2 separate regions of the Homo sapiens genome follow, and region 2 is linked to region 1. A link is a loop called in an ENCODE intact Hi-C map of the cell type or tissue named here. Cell type or tissue: IMR-90. All regions are shown on one strand. Links, peaks and the distances in the headings refer to the core of each region. The heading gives the core; the rest is flanking DNA. Region 1 holds the start of LOC124905158 (small nucleolar RNA U13). Region 2 overlaps DEPDC5 (DEP domain containing 5, GATOR1 subcomplex subunit).

Region 1 (2,816 bases), core at 272-2,771:
TCTTTCTTCAGTGTGGTCTTTGGCTAACAGCTATCCTGACCATTCCCCAGGGGTGCTGCCTCCACTCTGGTCAAGCCAGGGTTCTCATTATTCATCCTCACATATTCATTAGTAGTCTCCATACCTCTCACTGTGATCTGCCCCAGTCTACCATGAATCTACAATCCATGCTCCCCTTAAATCCAGCTGAACACCTATAACCCCACTAGTTTCCTCCTCCAGTAAGTGCCTTTAAACACTTACATACATTTTCTTACGGAAAATAGAGACTTTGTAAATATTTAATAACTTAGTCTTTTTTTGCCCACATCAGAGGGTCACATGTCTATGTTGTAACAAGGTTTGAGGGTGGCACATCTCACACCTGCATGTCAAAACCCAATCATCACACTTATGAACTACAAAAAGATGAGTAACTACTTAGTCTTTTAACGAACAACACTTCTGAATCAAAATTCCATCCCAAATATTCTGATAAATTTCAGAATGCTTGAATCCTCTAGAATGACTTGCGTTTCTAGAGCAATATTCAATAAAACAAAGCATAAGGCAACAACAGAATTTGGAGAGCTCCTTTCATCTTGTAGTAATTAAACTAAGGCCATTTGGCATTAAAATACAAATAATATCCATAAGGAGTCACAATATACTTCCTCCTGTGACTAACAAAGCTGCTTCTGTGAAACTGGCAAAGATACACCAAGGTAACTTCCCAGAGTATATCATTTAAAGTGAGTACAAATCTGAAATACATGTATGTATAATACAGAATGCTTGCATAACACAAAAGGCGGTATAATTATTAAACCCAAGACATCTGAAGTTTAGTCTGAGCTAGCTATGTGACCTTAAACAAATCACAACCTTTTTGGACATCCAAAGTAAAATAAGCAGGATTAGCCCAAATGATCTCCAAGGCCTCCTTCAGCTCCAATGTTCCATGATTTCGTTTTTCCTGTGCACCAATAAAAGGTGTGGCAGGGCTTCCTACTAACGTGAAGTTTGGGTGTATCTGTAAGCATATTCTTTCTCCATCAGGAATAAGCTGCCAAAAAAGGCTACTGGGCAGTATTTATGATGACACCTTCACAAGAAAAATCATTTACTGGGAGTATTAGTGTTTATGTAAAAATCATCTGGTTGCCTGCCAGTCTGAATGAATCACTATCAGCATTAGCTGAGGGTGACTAACATATCTCAGCAAGCAAATATTGTTCCTAATACCCCAGCCAGAGCCTAACTAGGAAATAACTGGATACATTTAAATACAGTATTTTTTAATACTCCTGGGTTATAATTCAGTTAACAAAAGGAAACATGAAATGAAGATGGCTTACTACTTGACCAGATAACTAAAGAAAACTGAGTTTTTCCCAGACTGGAAAATTATAGACCCATGTAAAATCAGACAGTCCATTAAAACAAAAAGATGGATAGCCAATCTTGATGGATGATACTTAGCACCAGTTCCCAACACTTCAAATACCAAAATACAGGAGCCAGGAGAACTAATGAAAAGTTCAGTCATAAACTGTACTGAGAGGCAAACACCGGGTGGCAACACAGAGTAATGGATGCTCTCCAGGCCCCGACCATGCTACCTAAGATCATCTGCAAAATCTAATGAAATCACATTTGCTGCATCTCCACAAATCAGGAACATGAAGCAACAACAAGACAGAATTTTACAGACAGGCCTAGACAATAGTTTTCAGCCTCTTTCCGCTCTAACACCAAGATTACAACAGTCATTTCTGCCACACGGCACCTTCCCTCAGTGTAGCCACACTAGGCACTGAGTCTTCACCGGGCCACAAACCAGGGGTTTCGCCACCCCTGCTCACAGCCTCTCTGCTTTCTAGGTGTCCTGCCTGCCTTCCCACCCTCTGTAATCCTACTTACACCCTTCCTGAAGGACAACCTTAAACTGATGGGCTCTTCCCATGCACAAAGGCCCTCCTCTCCATTTCTTTTAAGGATTGGACTTCCCTGTCAGCCAGTTTTACTCACGTCCTGACCAAACAGCCTTTGGCTACACCTAGTCCCCACCCCAGGGCACTCACTTCACACATTTTCTCTGCTCCAGGACTACCCCCAACATTACTAAATGTCAAAAATGACCTGGCCTGCTGATCATTCACTTATCTTCCTATGACACTATTCATTTACCCAAAAACCCCTAAGGGCCTCCACCCACTACTCACAAGGCAAAAAACTATGTGTGTGAGTAAAAATAGATCCACTGCCAAAAACAGTACAGGGACTATTTAGGAAAATTTAAAGTTCTCAATCTGGGAAACATCCAACATCAAAAGTAACACTGAGCAAACAAAAATGCCACCCCCGAGCTGCCAGGCCATAGCTGCCTAAGTTAGGGGTAATGCTACCTCACTCGAATATGCTGCCATCCTTCACAGCTCCACACATGCTATGGGCTCATCCTTTATAGCTACCCACACCTACATGCTATCAACCAGCTTGCTTTTGATATGAGTAAATGATTCTCATGATTAAGTAAACATAACCACATCATAAAACCTTTAAGCTTCTTTGGCAGAAGTGTGTGTGTACGTGTATGTGTGTGTGTCTGTGTGAGAAAAGTCAGTTTGAGGGTTTGAGGGGCCAGGTGTGATGGCTCACACCTGTAATCCCAGCACTTTGGGAGGCCAAGGCAGGCGGATCACTTGAGGCCAGGGAGTACGACACCAACCCAGTCAATATAGAGAAACCCCATCTCTACTAAAAATACAAAAATTAGCTGGGCATGGTGGCGTGCACCTGTAATCCCAGCTACTTGGGTGGGACATGACAATCGC
Region 2 (2,816 bases), core at 111-2,610, 120 kb after region 1:
CGTTATACTAGAAGATACATGTATTAAGTCAGACAAATACAGTATTTCATTTAATTCAAACCCACACCAGTAGATATGAGGTAGGTATGATCCTTTTCCACAGATAAAGAAACTGAGGCTCAGAGAAGTTAAGCAACTTACTGAAGATCTCACAGTAAGTAGGAGGAACCTGAATTTAGATTCTTTCTGCTCAACTTTACAGATGCTCTATTTCTTGACTATCCATCTGGGGCACCAATTTTTAGCTGTTGAAATGTTATCTGTTCTTTGTCAATAGCCAAAAGCCACTTGGAGCTAAATTTTCTGGAAAAAAAAAAAAAAACCTTGGCTGACAACTTTCATTTTCATACAAATATAAAGCATGATTATAAAGAAGCAACGAGGTGGATTTTCTTATTTAGCTTGAGAACTGGTATGAAGGCAAACTGGCATTTGCAAAACACTCTGAGCAATAACAGAATTGTTACCATATCACCTCCCAGGTTTGGCTGCCAAGTTTGCTCATTTGATCACCTGTTTTTGTTTTTAAAGAAAACCTGTTCTAGACTTGGTCTGCAAGACAACTCAAATTCTTACACTAATAAAGAGTTCAAAAAAAGAAAAAAAAAAAGAAAAGAAATAGTTCAACTTAACAGAGCAGCTTTGAATCCTAGGCCAAAAGTAGATCTGTGCCATCTCTAGTGGACACACCTACCTACACACACACACACACACACACACACACACACACACACACGTACACGCATACCCCGAAAAAGCAAATATTTTCAGGACTTCCAGGAAGCTATTATGCTTTTAAGCAAATATTTTAAGGACTTCCAGGAAGCTACTCACACACAGTTTCCTTGTAATTCAAGCCCAACACACTGCCTTTCCCACTGGCTCTCTGAGGTCTTATTTTCAGTCATAAAGACTTGCTGTTGGCATATGAAGAGTCCCACCAGCCTGCAATGATGGAGGTGAAACCTCATGGTCAGCCAGCTCTGCTCCAACCCAACATTTGGGAATGAAGTCTCACACTCAAAGTTCAAAGCCAGACATAGACTTCGGAAGCCAATGCTGGTAAGAGTCATCTCAGCTCTGTCTCTTTTGACATCTGTTCAGAATTGTGAATGTGTTCTCTGGCTGAAAACCTCAAGGTCAAAAAGGTTACTCAGTGTGGAGCCTCTAGGGCTAGTTCCAAGCCCATATCTAGAAGCCTGTGCCTGGGGCAAGTGGTTTCTCTTCTCTGGGCTACAGAGGCAGCACTTACCCATAAAAAAAACTGACCTGGCCTGGAGAAATGACGGAGGTCCTTCCATCCAGTCTCAGTATGCTATGAGTTACTTTTACTTTGGCTCTCAGGCCAAATATACTGCATGCACCTAATATTCAACACAAATATCAAGTTGCAGATTCTAAGCCTCAACACTAAAGAGAAAGAAAACATGGCATCCACTTATTTTCTTTTTCAAAATGATTTAACTCCAATAAAGGAAGACATTTACTAGCAAGTCTTCTAAAATGGTGCCCAGTTAAAGATACAGAGGGATAAAAACTATCTGCCCAGTCACACCAACTGCCCTGTCTCTGCTGGGCAGCAGGGTGAAAAACAAGTGAAGACTGCAGCTACCAGGTCCCCACCAACAACACTCCAAATGAAATTCTGTGGGGCTGGGAGGGAAACCCACAGAGATGATACTCCTGTGAATCATGATTCACATATGAATCATGTCCAAATGCAGGAGAAAGACTGAGTCACGCTTGAGTGCCTGCAGATGGTGCAAAGAGGTGAAGGTAGGGTCACAGATAAGGTTTCTCTGTTTGGATTTTTCTCTGATTTTTTTTTTCCCCTGGGATGGAGTTTCACTCTTATCACCCTGGCTGGAGTGCAATGGCATGATCTTGGCTCACTGCAACCTCCACCTCCCGGGTTCAAGCGATTCTCCTGCCTCAGCCTCCCAAGTCGCTGGGATTACAGGCGCCCGCCACCACGCCCAGCTAATATTTGTATTTTCAGTAGAGGCGGGGTTTCAACATGTTGGTCAGGCTGGTCTCGAACTCCTGACTTCAAGTGATCCACCCGCCTTGGCCTCCCAAAGTGCTGGGATTACAGGCGTCAGACACCGCGCCAGTCTTCTCTGATTTTTTAATGAATGAAATGTTAACCAGTTGTGAATTCAGACCCCACCTTGTCCCAAAACAAGGACTCTATGTGGTAATCTAGCCCATAATGTACCCAACCTACTTTTGATCCAGACAACCGCTCTGTGGGACAGGCAGTCAGGAAGGGGAGGATCTTTATGCCCATTACACAGATGAAGAACCTGAGCCTCAGCTTGAAAGTCCAGTGAGGGGCAGGGGGAATTCTGATCCTGGTTGTTTTCATCACAGCACACTCCCTCATCTAGCACATCCTCATTTAGCAGAGATCACATGTTCAAACCACACTGAAACCATTCACAGTTCAATCCCCCACAAGACGGCTTTCCTTTCATCGTCATTACCCCACATGGGAATTGCTTGAAAGAGAATCCCAAGTGCATGAGGAAGCAGAGCTCCTTGAGGTCGGGAGAGTCAGTGTCTTAGTAGTTTTTGTTTCTTCTCAGGCCTTAGCACAGTGCCTAGAGTTCAATACACTTTTCTCGAATGGGTAAGAGTTTAGTGAGTTTGAAGAAGGCAAAACATGTTCCATGAAAACTGAGGATGGCTTGAAAGGAAAGTCACTTAAAAACCAAGCAAGGAGAAAAAGACTACCCAAGTCTTTGAAAAAAAGGAATCTAGTTAATTGTTTAAGAAGGTTATAAGAAAGAAAAGCATTAGAGAAAAATTAAATC

The links. Hi-C counts contacts between places; a loop is a spot of excess contacts. Peaks named below come from ENCODE experiments on the same cell type or tissue, not always from the same donor. Only the 100,000 strongest peaks of a DNase experiment are listed, where the experiment ranks them.
Region 2: it touches region 1 in a loop (2.7-fold over the local background); 15 of 110 quality-filtered maps call a loop at or near these places.

What each region holds. Positions count from the first base shown.
Region 1 is chr22:31,950,998-31,953,813 of GRCh38, reverse strand. The region is part of intron 1 of YWHAH (tyrosine 3-monooxygenase/tryptophan 5-monooxygenase activation protein eta); the gene reads right to left. LOC124905158 (small nucleolar RNA U13) reads right to left here and starts at 410; the gene lies at 308-410. In IMR-90, for the core only: a CTCF peak has its summit at 1,530 (motif pointing right); a DNase peak (open chromatin) is centred at 1,153; H3K27ac peaks cover 313 bases.
Region 2 is chr22:31,828,551-31,831,366 of GRCh38, reverse strand. All of the region lies in intron 24 of DEPDC5 (DEP domain containing 5, GATOR1 subcomplex subunit), which reads right to left. Among named protein-coding and RNA genes, the nearest start is that of DEPDC5, 76 kb to the right of the region's middle. RefSeq lists an enhancer at 1,131-2,330. In IMR-90, for the core only: a CTCF peak has its summit at 1,634; DNase peaks (open chromatin) are centred at 1,136 and 1,716; H3K27ac peaks cover 639 bases.